2 separate regions of the Mus musculus genome follow, and region 1 is linked to region 2. A link is a loop called in an ENCODE intact Hi-C map of the cell type or tissue named here. Cell type or tissue: heart. All regions are shown on one strand.

Region 1 (8,000 bases), 390 kb after region 2:
AAGTAATTTCAAGGCCAGTCCAGGAACCTCAATGAGAATCTATCACAAAATAAAGGATAAAAACTGAGCTGGAGAGAGAGACATAGTTTGGTGATGGAGGGACAAGACCCAATCCTAGACACGTGTACTCAAAACGCTCAGTATGGCAGAAACGAAAATCATAATGTGGCAACACCTCACTCTAGTTAAAAATGACAAAATGAGAAAGAAAACAATTGCCGGTGTGGATGTAGAGAAAAGGAAGCCTTTACGAACTGTTGTTGCGGGTGCAAATTAGTACATCCATTATGAAAAAAAAATGTATGGAGCTTCCTCAAAACATTTAAACATAGAATTACCTAGAACCAGACACAGAATTATCTAGAAATCCCCATTCAGTATACATATCCAAAGGAAATGGCATCACTATAGAAGAAGAGACATCTTCACTCATGTTAGTCACAATGGCTACAACTTACATTTTTACATTTAACTTAAATGTCTAATAACAGGGAAACTGGGAAGTGGTTGAGTAAGGCAGTCATCCGTAGAAGGTGGCCAGCAGCTTAAGTTGCTGGAAGGACTAAAGGCTGGTACTTTACCCATCAATAAGGCATCTATAGCTGGACGTTTTTGAAAAACGTTTTCGTTACAAACAGAAGATAAATGTAATGCTGGGCGTGGGGGCCCTCCCTGATGTCTGAGCATATGCTGAGGAAGGAAGATACAGAGCCAGAGGCCTGCCTGAGCTAGGTAATGAGTGTCTCAAAAACAAATCACTCAGTTGGGAAAGCGCTTGCTGTGCAAGGAAAAGGACCTAAGTTCAATCCCCAGACCTCGTGTTCTTAAAAAAAAAAAAAAAAAGGAAAAAGCCAGGGTTAGTGTCCTTTTGTAATCCTTACCACCACCACCACCACCGAGAGAGACGGAAATAAGCAGATTGCTGGCTGGCTAATCACCCCATGCTTACTTAGTGATTTCTAGGCTGTTGAAAGACCCTGTCTCAACAAACAAGATGATGACCTTTGGCTTCCATGTACAAATGGACACGTGAAAACCTCGCCACCCATAAGAACACATATACACCTGCGTGCGCGCGCGCACACACACACAGAAAAAGGAGTCTGGAGAAGTGGCCCAGTTGGTAAAACATTTGCCATACAAGTCTGAGAACCCCAGTTCAGATCCCCAGCACCCACATAAAAATGACTGCAACCCCAGTGCTCACAGGGTTGGGAGTAGTGATAATGGTGGTAGGGGTGCTTGCGTAGTGTGCCCTTCCAGGACCTGGGTTTGCTGTCAACACTACATGATGACTCCACAGCACAGGTAAATGTAGACTCACAGCAGGCATGCCCTTTAAAAGTGGAATATAGGGGCAGGGAAATGGCTCAGGGATGAAGGTGCTTGTCACAAGACCTGAGAACCCCAAACTTACAGAAGGTGGAAGGTGAGAACTTAACTCCCTCAAATTGTGTGCTGATCGCCACACGTGCACACAGACACACAATCACACAAAATAAGCAAGCGCAATAATTTTAAAGACTGTTGAAAAAGCATGGCTGTGTGAGTTTGGAACCGCAGTCCCAGAGACACCAGGCCTTCAAATGTCAGTGGTGTGCAAACGATGCGCCCCCAAGAGCACAAACACACAAAGCTGCATATTACTTTATGCGCATCCTATAACATAACCAACCCCCTATTTGCAGCGAGTAAATTCAGTTTCTCCTACTATAAAGTCTCCCTGCCGGTTTGAAGGATCGGTAGGCCGTTTGCCAATTGCATTCTAGAAAGTTCCTGGTGCTTCCATAAGCTTTCGAAGTAGCTAGTGGGAATAATTCCCCTTAGCTCCAGCCTATCTTCCCAGATAGCAAAACTGCAGTCCTTCGAAATTCAAAGACTTGTCTTATCCTGCCTGTTAGTCATGAAGCCTAAGTGGGACTCCAGAAATCCCATGCACGCTCTCCCTCCTCTTGCCACATTCCCGCCCCTCCCCACGCACCGCCATCCCCCCTCCCCTCGCGCTTTCCCGCTCGGCCGCCTGGCCTATGGCAAACGCCAAGAATTAATTAGGGGCGGGGATGGAGGAGCGTCTGTCAGGAGATCGCCATATTTCTGTACGGCCCAGGGGCAGCCCTGGCAGTCGGTGGGTCAGGAGAGGTGCTGACAAGGCGGGGCGGGCAGACGCTGGGTTCCTCCGGCTTCACCCCTCCCGCTGGGGACAGGTGGCTGCAGCGCGCCCCGCCTCTGCCAGCTGCGAGTGGGAACGAGAGAGGGCCAGTCCGGGACGGCCACCGCCAGCTGCGAGTCGGGGGACAGCGCGATCTAGTGCGGGGACAGCCGGCCCAGGGGTCCGGCAGCAGCAAACCGGTATCCTGGCGGCCAAAAAAATGCTCCTGTACCGAGGGGCCCCTGCGGGCCCCGGAACGCCGGGAGGCGGACTGGCCCGGGCGGGCAGCGTCCCGCAGGCCTTCAGGATCCGCCTGAGCACGGTAGGTCCGGGGGCCCCCGAGGGGACGGACTCGCGCGAGCGCGCCCGGGTCCCAGGGCTGCGGGGGGCGCGCGGGGAGGGCTGGGCGAGCTGAGGCCTCACGCGGGACGGAACCTTCTCTCGCCCCCAGATGAGCCCCCGCTACCTCCAGAGCAACTCCAGCAGCCACACGCGACCCTTCAGTGCCATCGCGGAGCTGCTAGGTGAGTGACGAGGGCGGGCCGGGTGGCGGGTCGCAAGCCCGAGGCAGAGGTGCCAGCGTGGTGCGGTGGACGCAAGAGGAATGCACGAGGCGCGTGGGGCGGGTCCTCTCGGGACGGGCTGGGGGAGCTCGGCCACCGTGATCTCTTAGGGAGGGGGACAGGGAGGGTAGGGTGGGGTGGGATGGGGTAGGGTGAGGTGGGGTGGGGTGGGGTAGGGGGGCGACGGGACTAGATCGTGCCTGGAAAGCCGAGGAAGCGAGGTGTGTACTAAGAGTTTGGTAGGGTTCCCGCGCTGTTGTTCTGTCTGGATCGTGATGTTCCAGTCACTTTAGGATTCTTAGTTAATAATCAAAGAGCAATGCATAAAAATATCGGGCCCCGAAGCGACTGGATTTGACCAAGGCTGGCGACCGACAGAGGGCCCCAGGCTGGCAAAGGAACAGTGCAGAGGGCCCTGTAGAGTAGTTGGAAAGATCTGGAAATGACTTCTTTAACTTTAGAGACTTAAGTCTAGGAATGATGGGCCATCTCTTAGATGATGACACGAGTGCATTTGGCTCCCGGAGACTGCAGAGGGCTGGGTCCGTAGTCCACGAGCGCCCTCACACCGCTGGAATGAATACGGAGGCCTTAAGGACTTAACCTCTGGGTGCACCGGTGCTCGCTCAAAAAAAAAAAAAAAAGGAAAAAAATTCACTTGATTCCTTAGAGCTGAGTGCATCGCTTCTGCACTAATGTACTGTTCAAAAGGCAAAGATGAAAAGCAGTTCTGCGCAAAATGCAGCAGAGCAAGCACATTATAAATATTTCAAAAACTGAAAGAAGGAAGACAGATTTATATGGCTAGTTAGCACAGAACAAGACTCTTGAAAATGGTTTCAGAGCCACATGAATGAACCCCAGTGGGGACGTAAGCCACCACTGTGGCCATGCCAGGAGACTTGTTTTCCTAAAGATGTCGGTGAGCCACAGGAAGAGTCAGAAGAGTTATTTGGAAGGTGCTGGAGGATTCTGATGATTAGTTTGGCTATGAGCCCAAATGGTATAGAGTAGGTTGCTGATTGCTTTCTAGAAAGTTCAGGAGGAAAGTAACATTGATGATACAGCTTGAATTTCCAGACTGAGGTGACTCTATCGTTTAGGTTTTCCCCTATGGTTTTTTCTTTTTCTCCTTCCTTCCTTCCTTCCTTCCTTCCTTCCTTCCTTCCTTCCTTCCTCCCTTTTTTTTTCTTTTGAGATAGCGTCACATTATGTAGTCCAGTTGACCTGAAATTTGCTGTGCAGATCAGGCTGGCAGTCAGCACACAAAGATGTGCCTGTGTCTGCCTCCCAATGCTAGGATTATAGGCTCTTGCCACTGTACTCAGCTCACTGGATGGTATTTTTAAAGCATTAAATTAAAAAACATAGACCTGGGCTAATGTGTGTATATTATGTACATATATGTGTATACACAGATTTTCTTATAAAAAAAAAACCAAGTCACAAATATTAACAGGGAAAAGGAACATCAGAGTGTTTATTGATAATCCCAAACTTTCTTTTTTACTTTTTCTTCAAGTGTTTTCTCTACTTCCTCATGAATTTTTAGGAAATCACTCATTTGATAAACATTTATTAATCATCTACTATGCACAGGGTCACCAAGATAGGTAGAAAAATGGATATGACCAAGTTCTACTTTATTAACAGGTATGATGAAACATGTAAAAAGGTTTTATCATTTCTGTAGCAACCTAGTAGAAAAGGACGTGTGCAAAGAGAAGCACACACGTGCTGCAGGCGTACAGAAGAGGAGGGACTTAAGATTATCAGGACCAGAAGGGGGGTCAGAAAGACTTCGTAGAGGAGGGGACACTTGAGAAGAGATTTAAAGGGTTGGGACATGTGGATATGGTGAGTGTAGGGACATTCCACTCACAAGTAACAACTGGATGAGCAAAACCATGAAGAATATCCTCTAGGTCTTTGAATTTAATTAGAGCACTGAGTTCACAAATAGGAGACTGTACACCTTTAAAGAGTTTACAACAGGCTTTCGAAAATAACGTTGTAGCTTTAGCCTTGGAAGTGGGTGGCATTTTTTTTTCTCTTTCCAAGTTGAGTAAACAAAGGTCTGGGAAATTAGTGTACTTTTCTAAGGTTACATGTCTAGTAAGTGACACTTTGGGCTGCAAGCACAGGTCATTTTACTTCAAATTCCAAGTAGGAAATGAGGTTAGAAAGGTGAGCTGGAACCAGGATGTGACTGGGAGGCTTGGCATTTGACCTGTTAGCCTGACAAGGAGACGTCCTGATTAGATCTCTGCTTCAGGATGGTTGGTCTCACAGGAGTGTAGCTGGAGACGTGGATTTTAATGACTGGTTCTGAAGCAATTGCAGTAATACCAATGAGCAAGAGTAAACCTTGTGTACTAAGAAAAGGACCTTAAGAGTGGGAAGAGCAAGATACAACAGAGCCTGAGGGCATCTAGAGCAGAAGGACAGATGGATTAAAGATGACTTTTAAAAACGATTTCTTTTTTTATGAGTATGAGTGTTTCACCATGTATCTAAGTGTCCCACATGCATGAGTGCAGTGCCCATAGAGGCTAGAAGTAGGTGTTGGTTCCCCTCGAACTGGAATTATAGACAGTTGTAAGCCAACATGTGGGTACTGGGAACCAAGCCCAGATTCTCTGCAAGAGCAGCAATTGATTTTTAACCACTGAGCTATCTCTTCAGTCCCATAAAAACGACTTTTTAAATAGGAATCAAACTCACAGTTTCACACATACCAGGCAAGTATTCCACTGAGCTAAAACTCCAGTCCCTAAAGTGGGTTTTGAGATTTATGCTTGCCATTTGAATGTAGAAACTCACTGTGTGTGTTTGTCTCTGTCTCTCTCTCCCTCCCTCTCCCTCTCTCTCTCCCTGCCCCCCCCCCCGTGTGTGTGTGTGTGTAAAAGTAGCCTTGTGACCAAAGATGATGACCTTATATATTTAAGTATTTGCAAGCCTGTCCCTGACAACCGTGCAAATATCCACGAACTGGAACAGGAACAGATAGGAGGCTTGTGAAATACCATTTCAAAGCAGTCTCCCATCCTTTATCTCTCTTGTCACTGAACAACTTGCTAAACATCTCCCCACCCCCGCTCCCCACCAGGTTCTGGTGAAGTATGAGTCTTCTGTTACAGAACAGTTTTAGAAGACAGGGGATCCTGTGGACTGGGTGCATATGTAACAGCTTAGGATATTAAGGATTCTCATGTTCTTATTAAAGTAATTTGGTAGTCAAAGGCAAGGTGGAGACAGCCCTCTCACTAAGGGATTAGCATGGACCAGGACAGGAGAGCTAAGACTCTACTAGTCTATGAAATTGTGAAGCCAGACTAGACAGATGAAGATAGGGTAGCTTTCACCCAGCTATTAGGTAAAGAAGATTAAGTGTTCTCTCATTGAATCTGTTCATAGCCTAAATGGTCTGGGCTCAGGTAGGTAATAGAGTCCCTGGGATGTGATAAGATATGCTTGCTACGTGTGTTGGCTGATTCTTACGGAGCTGAACAGCAAGAGGTAGGATTGAAACTGCCTGCCTTGCTAGTGCATTGCAAGTTCATCCACTGAGGTGAGGCTGGTCAAGTTGTTATCATTTCATTTGTTGAGGAAAGGCCACATAGAACCAGAAAGTAAGTGCAAAGCTCTGCCTGTTGGCCCACGCGTGCTGATCTCTATTCCCCTTATACTCCATCAGACACTAATCTCTCTTGGGCCCCATACTTTCTACACTTTATGAACCCTCAGCTCATGTATGACTGCTCCAGACAGCTACCATGTAACTCAGGAACTGCCTCTGTTCAGATTATTTGATGCACGCCTATAAAACAAACAAACAAACAAAAACAATCTAGTAATGATGTTTGGCCAAAATTTTCATGAGAGAGAGAGAGAGAGAGAGAGAGAGAGAGAGAGAGAGAGAGAATTGATTTTATTGATTTTGTTAGAAACCCGCAAATTGATTCATTTCGTGTCCCAGTGTATACGTGTGTAACTGGAGTCAATGTGTGTTACGTGTTTGAATTGTGAATGTCCACAAAGTATTAGGAAAAAGTCCCTGATAGTCATCATTTTCCATGTATAAATGATATCCAGCTGGTTGACAAGTTGTATTGGTCTCAATGGCTTTGGCTGTCTACCAGCAGGAGTGACTGATAAAACCCTGCGTGCCAAGTCAAATTTCCTGAGTGCTGACAGATATAAAATGCTAGGTCCTTCTGATGGTTAAGGAACAGAAAAACCTGTGGGGGTGAACTCTCATAGAAGCAGGGAGAGGGGGAGGGGATGGGGGTTTGCAGAGGGGAAACTGGGAAAGGGGATAACATTTGAAATGTAAATGAAATATCCAAAAAAGGGAACTACATTTCTGTTAATACTACCATTATGTACCAACACACAGCTTAGCAAATATAGTCCCAGTACATTGTCACATTTATATGGGCCTTAAGTCTTACTTGGACCTTACAGATTGACTCTAATAGACCTTGGAACCCTTCTAAAGCTGTCCAGATTTTTTTTTTCAGATTACAGCCAGTGACAATTTTATCAATGATTTTGACAGCACTGCACTGTTGTAGGACTTGAAATTAATCTGTGTCTCATTTTATTTGGCAGACATTCCACACATCCCAGTGGTTGTAACTGATACTGATAATTATATTGTAAAAGAAATGTATATTTTGATTGTAAGAGATATTGCTGATGGAGAAAATGGCATGATTTGATCAATGATATTAATGCAAAAATGTAATCAGAATTCCACATGGCTATGTCAACCCAGCTATATGGTTATCAGTAAAGCCATATATAATGTCTGCAAGAGAAAGATATATAGGTATATAGGAGGGAAAGTATTGCTTAGAGAACTATTAGGAAGAGAAATAACTTCGGTACCTAGCTGTGTAAGTCCATTTTGTGTCACTATAACAAAATTCCCAAGGATCAATGTGTTGTACATAAGTTTATTTGGATCATGGTTCTGGTGCCTAGAAGGTCCAAATGGCATCATGCCAGCAGCCCTGAAAGGGCCCCCCCTTGTGATGTCACAAGGCATCACAGTGTGCCAGAGAAGTCAAAACAGAGCTCAACATGTACAGAAAGGAGCCAACCCCACAGGTGGTCTTGGACTAAAACAACCCATTTTAGTGGAAACCAATCTAGTTCCCTTCTAATGTGACAGCATCACTCTGTTCCAAGGTAGCATACTTAGTGACCTAATTACCTCATACTAGACCTTGCTTCTTAAAGGCTCTGCCATCTCATTAATACACCAGAGACGGAGCTTCCTG
Region 2 (8,000 bases):
CAATCTTTCCCTATTCGAATGCACCTGCTAGCTGATCCAAGAGTACACAGCACATCCCCCTCCTCCCCAGCTTACTTGGAAGTCTTCTGGGAAAGAGCATAAGTTTCAGTTCTGCATAGTGGAGCACACAAACCCTCATGTTTCACGTCTTCATTCCAGCAGGATTTCAGACAGACTGCAGTTGCTTAGTGATTGGTCACCTGTGGAATCTGGCCAGGGTGAGGTTCCAGCACTCAGGAGACAATCTGAACCCCTGACACTCTTGCCTCCTTAGAAAGAGACGAGGCATAATTGCAGGTAATAGGTTTGTAGGCCTGTAAAGCAAGGATTGGTCCCACCGTGAGCCAGCTTACTCTTATCCACCACCTCTGTGTCGCTAATATAATTATATAATATTGTTGTTTTACTATGAATTACCTTTGTAACACTACACATCCTAAGAGCATACTATACCCTATTATTTCTTCATGGTAAAAACATTGCAAGTCTTTTCTTCTTTTTGATATGTGCACTATATAATTAATCTAGAGTCACCCGTCTTTGTAATAGCACACAGGAATTTCGTAGTCCGATCTAACTGCAATTTAGCACTTTTATTAGTTACTTTACCCATTGCTGGCACAAAAGACATCAAGAAAAGCAACTTAAGGAACAAAGGCATTATTTTTGGCTTAGAAGTCCAGGGAAAGTCAATCAAAGAGGGGGAGGCAGCAGCAGGAGCTTGAGGCAGCTGGTCACACTGTATGGGTTGGAGTCCTGGGACGAAGAAAGAGAAGAGTTAATGGAGCACAAGTTAGTGAACAAAGGAATTATTATCATTATTATTATTATTATTATTTTCCATCTCAGCTAATCTCATCTAGAAACAGCCTCAGAGGTATGCCTACAAGCTCATCTCTGAGAAGATTCTAGGTCCTATCAAATTGACAATCAGTATTAGTCACCATGGCACCCATTGATCAACCTGTCCCCATCCCTCCCTTACTCCACTCTCCTCAGCCTCTGATACTTTCCATTCTCCTTTCAGTTTCAGACAGATTAATTTTTTTTTACATCTAATATGTGTGCACTCATGTGTCTTTCTGCACTTCACTTGATACAATGATCTCCAGTTCTTTATAGGTCATCACAAAAGATTGCAATTTCATTTTAAATTTGTTCTTGTTTATTATCAATTATGTTATTGTTGTTGTTTTGTAGTGCTGGTGGTCAAACCCAGGACCTTGGGTATTCTGAGTAACCAGGTGCTTTACCTCTGAGCTGTACTCTTAGCTCCAACTATTGTTGTTAATCTTTTGCTGTAACTGATTTTCAAATTGAACTCTATCATATACATGAGTGTAGAAAGAGAAAAAAGCCATGTATATAGTGATTAGTAATGGATGCAACTTCGGTCACCCACCACAGTGTCTAGAATATATCCCCCACTAATAAAAGCAAACCATTGTATCCATTTCATAGAAACTGAAGGTAGGAAGCTGGGGAAATGGCTCTGTGGCTGAGAGTGCTTGCTGCTCTTCCAGAGTATCAGAGTTTGGTTCCATGTCATGTGGTTCATAACCACCTGTAACTTTAGCTCCAGGCCACCCTCTGGCTTTCAAGGGCACATCATTGACACACAGTCACACACACACACACACACACACACACACACACTCACATACACACACACACACATAAAAAATAAAACAAATAGGAAGTGAAATAGAGGGAAGGATATGGACTTAAATAATTCTATGCAATAAAAGTAAAGGAATCAACATTTGACCCAGAAAATCAATTTCTATGGGTGTGGTGGTGCACCCCTTTAATCCAAGAACTTGCATGGCAGAGGTAGGTGGGTCTTTGTGAGTTCAATGCAAGCTTGATCTACATAACATGTTCGAGGCTAACCTGGACTATATAGTGAAACACAGTAAAGAAATCAAGAGATTCTGTCTAGGTAATAACACAAAAGATATGGGTATCTTATCAGTGGTGTTGCATGCCCATAAGTAAATACAATTTTCATATTTTTATTTACTATTTAACAACTGATTTACATTTGAAAGTAACTTGAACAATTATAGAAATACAGTTTAATAAATGTTAGGTGAATGTGGTCTATCTCCATTTCCGATGAGCAGAAGTGAAATAATGGATGCAGGCATTGTGAGGTAGCATTAGGCCACAACATTATGGTTAGTGAATACAAGCACTGTGGTGCTTCAACTGTAGAGCCGGTCACCAAAGTTCTTAAGTGACTGAAGGATAACAGCATGTACCTTGTGATTGTGTTGGGAAAAGCAGGATTCACATCTGGGGCAGGATTGGTGCAGGATTGTGCGAAAATCTCACATTCTGCTGAACAGCAAACAACTGAAAACTTATAAATTTTAATTTCTGGAAATTTCCACTTAATATTTACTGTGCCTAATGGTGAGTAACTGGAACTATGGAAAACAAAATGACCAAAGACCCTATAGGGGTGGGCAGAACTCTGTGATTACTTTCCATTGTCAATGTTTATAACATTTACATTCTGTTCTATAACTATGATTATAACTCCCACGCTTTATTTATAGGTTGACTTTAAGAGCTGACAAGCAATAAATAATGTTTATATTATTGTGACTTTGCAAATTTAATTCACTGCAGACAGAGATGTATTATGATTTGCATGGATTCTAGGCACTTTGGTCTTCCTGCCCCTTTCTTATATTAAAAAAGGATTTCAAACTGTATTTTATGATTGCATTTTGTATAAAGATAACTATACTAATATTGTATAAAAAGGCTTTGGGGACCTAAAAGTTCATTTTCCACCTATTTTTAATATAAAACATTTTCATGTTCACAAATGTCATATAATGGGATCATACGCATCCTTCCTTTCATGTGTAATTTTTATTGGCATGATTTTTATATTTTAAAATAGTTTTATTAAGATGTAAGTGGCCTACAATAGACTGCACATATTTAAAGTGAACAAGTTGATAGGTTTTGACATCTGTTCATATGTATGAAACCATCACCATAATCAACATATTGAATCCATCTTATGTCTTCAAAACCTTTCCTTATGTCTCTTTGGAAACCATTCTGTCTCAAACTAATTAAATCACTAATCTGATTTTTGTCACCATAGATTGGAGTTCTATTTTGTATGGTTTCTTTTAAAATAATAATCTTTATCAGAGTCATTTATGCTGTTGCATGTATCAGTACTCAATTCCCCCTCTCTCTGTTTTTGTAGGTAATATTCCATGATATGGATACTCCAAAAATCTCTTTACCCATTTAATTTCACTACATGTTGGGTTAATTTCTGATAACTTTAAATACATATACTGAATACAAACTATGAATATAGAAAGGGGATTATATGTATACTGGGGAAAGGGGTCTCAAGGGTTGTGGGGATGAAGCTAATGGGAGAGGAAACCAGAATATCCAATATTTTATGTACTTTCTCATATGTGAAATATGTATACATACATATATGACATGAATAAAGAAGTGTCACTATTCAGGAGCAATGGTGGGGGGCAAGTTAGGTTGATGGAAAGGGAGAAAATGAAGAAAGTGCGATAAGACACATGTATAAAAATGTCACCACAATCTGATTATTTTGTTTATTTGTTAAGAAATTTAAATGTTGCCTAGAATTTCCATGTGCAAATTTTTGTGTGGACTTCTTTCTCTCTATGAACTGGCAAGCTGGATCACATGTTAGACATATGTTTACTTTTCTAAAAATTTATTTTTATTTTTGTGTGTACATGTGCGTGTCTGCTGCATGTATGCCAGTACCTGCAGAGGCCAGAAGAGGGCATCAGATTCCCTGGACCTAAGCAATTAAGAGCTGCCTGACATGTGTGCTTGGCAGGGTTAACCACTGAGCAATCTCTCCAGCCCCAGTGTTTACTTTTATGACATTGCCAAAGTGCTTTCCAAAGTGGATGTATCCTTTTAAGATCTTACAGCAATGAATCAGACTTCCAATCGTTCCGTATCCTTGCCAAAAGTTGGAGCTCTTATTCGCTTCAATGACTAGTGGCTGTGTAGTTGTGCATGGTTGAACTGTTAATTCTCATTTCATGAATGATGAATTTCATGTGATTATGGGCTATTTTACATCTTTAAATTTTTTTTTTCGGTAAAGTGGCTCTTCAAAATATTTCAGCTTTCAAATAATTGGCTTGTTTCAATATGTCTTACCATTGGAGCTCTTTATATATTCTGGATATAAATCCAATATGTAATTTTCAAATGTGGCATGTGTCATAGAGCAAGAATTTTATATTTTATGAAGTCCACTGTGCCATCTTTTTAAATGAATCAAGCTTTGGCCTTGCCTAAGGCCTTTCTCGCTTTCCCCTTTCTTTCTTCTCCCAATTCTCCATGTTTTAAGCAGAATCCTATGAAAGCTCCCTAGATTCTTGGAGTGCCTGCCCTTCAGAAGCTCTTTTTCTTTCATTACCATCCCTGAGTGTTTGTACTTTTATATTTCCTTTTATTGAAAATATATTGTTTTCTCATACAATATACCCTGATGATAGTTTCCATTCCCTCTCCTCCTCCCAGTTCATCTACACCTCTTGCCTTTCCGGATCCACTTCCTTTCTCTCATTAGAAAAGAACAGGCTTCTAAGAGATAACAAGCAAACAGGACAATATAAAATAGGATAAGACAAAGCAAAAGTTCCATATAGAAACTGGATGCATACATGCTCTTTTTCTTAAGGGTGAACATGATGGGATCGCCCCTGCCCAGTTAGGTTATATGGCAGAAGTAAAAGAATTTTTCAGATGTTAGTAATGTTCTAAGCCAGTTAAGTCAAACAGAAGAGGTGCTCTCCTGGGCCTGACTTGACCAACAGAAGCTCTTTAAAGGAGATGGACTTGCTGAACTTGAACAAGAGCCATGCCAACGACTGCCTCTGGAGTGGGATACCCTCTTTGTTTCTTTCAGGCGATGTGATCCAACACAAGACCTCATGCATACTGTTAGAGTCTAACACATATTAGAGACTAACAATTGAGCCCTGTCACTAATGTACAACTAATAATTGCTAAGCTTTTTATTGTCACAACTTTAAGGAATTGAGTTCTGATAATCGTATGAATGAGTTTTGAAAAGGCCCCAAAGTCCAAATGACAGTGCATCTTGGGAGCATCATGATTCTCAGTCTCTTGAAACTTGGAGTAGAGCAGCCTGTTATGCTATATTCAGAGTCCTGACCTGCAGACACTATGTGACAGTGAATCATATTAAACCGACTTGTCTTCTGTGGTCATTTGTTAGGCAGAAATAGAAAGCAATACACCTTTGATGATTTTTTTTCTATTTTGTCAACCACAGTCTTCATTTCTACAAGCTTATCATTTAACAAAAACCAACTCATACTTCATGTAAATAATATTTTCATGTGTTTCAGAGATCTAAGGACTATACGAAGGCTTATACTGCAAACTATTGCAAAAGGCCCGATTGTATACTTGCTTTTTATTTTATTTTATTTTTATAGAATTCTATTCTTGTTTTACAGATGCAATATATTTTCAAATGTTCCCATGGATGCTCTTTGGAATTTTATTTAAATCTAGTTGTAGCTTTCTGGAATAAATCTACTATGTCTTGTTCATTTTGTGATTTCTCTCATGTTCCAGCCTTTCCTTGTGTCTTAAGTTCTTTTGTTTCTTGTCCTTCTGTTTTTTAAAGATTGATTTATTTTATATGCATTGGTTTTGTGCCTCCATGTCTGTGCAAAGATGCCAGGAATCCCCTGTAACAGGCGTTACAGACAGTTGTGAGCTTCTATGTGGGTGCTGGGAATTGAACCTGTGTCCTCTGGAAGAGCATCCACTGCTCTTAAACATCTCTCCAGATGCCACCTCTCCAGCCCCTCTTGTCCATCTTTTAAAATAAGGCTGCTGAGAAAGGACCGGGACTTGGGTGTATTTTAAAGGTGGGGGTCCAATTATTAAACTGCCAAAAGCTCAATGCATTAAGATTCAGCCAGCTGCTTTAATTCTTTCTAAATACTCAGCTCAATTTCTGTAACACAGAAATCCTTTGGTTTCAAACTGACAAATATTTGGCTTGCATCTCATCTGCATGTAGGAGCTAAAGGGTTGCCTCTCCTATATACAGATCTTATAGTTACAGTCCTATTGCCAGCCCACCTCTCTCCTATACCTTCTGTACGTGTGGTCTGGTTAAGGTTTGACTTATTTTTATGTTTGTTTATTTATTTACGAATGAGTGTGGATGTGTAGAGGAGGAAGCACGTACCACAGCACCTTTGTGGAGGACAGAGGACAAGTTTCAGGAGTCAGTGTTCTCTTCTTTTATGTGGGCTCTGGCAATCAAATGAAGTAGTCCAGTTTGGCAGCAAGAGCCTTTATCCGCCGAGCCATCTCATTGGCTCAGAGATGCCTCTTGCAGCTGCAGGCCTTCCATAGAGAGTTTATGGAGGTCTGTTCCTGCCCTCTGCCTTATTAGTTAGCAAAATGCTCCACATTTTTTCACCCTGATTTTAGAAATGTCTCCAAATTTCTTAGGCTCTGGTGTTCCCTCTCCTTTGCCCTTTGTTATTGTGGGTTTATAACTGCATCATTGTTTTAAAAGCGGTCTCTGGCTGGGCAGTGGTGGCGAACGCCTTTAATCCCAGCACTTGGGAGGCAGAGACAGGCAGATTTCTGAGTTCGAGGCTAGCCTGGTCTACGTAATGAGCTCCAGGACAGCCAGGGCCACACAGAGAAAAACCGCCTTGGAAAAAAACCAATAAAATAAAATAAGTCTCTGGATGGACAGGACTTACATGTTTGTGTCAGTTTACCATCTTGAACTGAAACGTGTAGACTGGCATCATCATGGCACTTGTCACATGAGCTTTGTTGAGAATTAAATACTTGGGTGGAAATTATCTGGCACAATGCCAAGATATATATATATATATATATATATATATATATATATATATATATATATATATGAGTTATTATTGTTGTTGTTATTTCTGTGACATGTGGGTGAGAAATAGAGTTTTGGACACAATCTTACTCTTAATTTTTAATGCAATATTGTAATTAATTGAGAATTTCATATATGCAACCAATATATTTCAATTATATTCTCCCACACATACTCTTCCCTCTAATTTCTCAAAGGTCTACTCACTATCCTCCACCACCTTCCTCCCACCTTATGACCTCTTTTGTTTTTCTTTTTTATAGCCCAGTGAGTCCAACTTGTACTGCCCATATATTCAATCATAGATGTGTAGGGTCACCCCCTGGAGTGTGGCTGACCTACCAGGGCCTACAAATCTGACAAAAACAATCTTCCCCTGCACTGGTAGCTGCCCATTGCCCATAGCTTCCCAGCTAAGGCAGGGGAGAATCTTTTCATTAATGTCCCCGAAAAGCATGCCAGGCAGGTGACCACTGTAGCGGACAGCAAGTCAAGCTTGGTTTGAGTTTTAACTCTTTTTGCTCCTGAAAACTATGGAAATGGGTGTTTAGAGAAGCTGCTACCCCAATGGGGCAAGCATAGGAATGGAAGCAATTAAGCAAAACTGCAGCAACAAGACCCTCAATTTTCCCTTGCAGCTAACTTGGGAGCCAGCTGTGCTGACAGACGGAAGGTGGTCATCATTTGCTGCTGCTGCCACCGCCACCGCTGCTGCTGCTGCTGTAGCTGTAGGATCCAACAGAGGCCAGAATGAAGGCAAAGATGATCATTACAAAGGGTTCAGAGTTGCCAGTGGCCTAAACAAACTATAGAGATTGGAGAGTCAAGCCAGAAGTTAAATAAACAGAGATCAGATTTATTTCTATTCAGGGAGTTGAAAATCTTCTCACTAGGAGCTCATTTTCATCACTGTTCATTAGGATCCTTCCTTTCCTCCCATGTGACTTTGAGCACGGCATTTGATGATGCTCATGTCTTTGACAGAAGTCTGGAAGATCGGCCACTTACATCCTCTCTTCCCCTCTGGGAGAGCCAGCTACTG

The links. Hi-C counts contacts between places; a loop is a spot of excess contacts. Peaks named below come from ENCODE experiments on the same cell type or tissue, not always from the same donor. Only the 100,000 strongest peaks of a DNase experiment are listed, where the experiment ranks them.
Region 1: a loop joins it to region 2, with 2.6 times the contacts of the local background. A loop is called at or near these places in 2 of 42 quality-filtered maps.

Annotation. Positions count from the first base shown.
Region 1 is chrX:139,865,743-139,873,742 of GRCm38, reverse strand. It overlaps Morc4 (microrchidia 4), which reads left to right and starts at 2,089. Exons shown (of 17, transcript NM_001193309.1): 1 at 2,089-2,471; 2 at 2,601-2,673. The coding sequence starts at 2,370. In heart, a CTCF peak has its summit at 3,263; a DNase peak (open chromatin) is centred at 2,052; H3K4me3 peaks cover 1,768 bases; H3K27ac peaks cover 1,106 bases.
Region 2 is chrX:140,251,842-140,259,841 of GRCm38, reverse strand. No RefSeq gene overlaps it. Among named protein-coding and RNA genes, the nearest start is that of Mir3475, 55 kb to the left of the region's middle. In heart, a CTCF peak has its summit at 3,817 (motif pointing right); no DNase peak of the experiment used is centred here; H3K27me3 peaks cover 162 bases.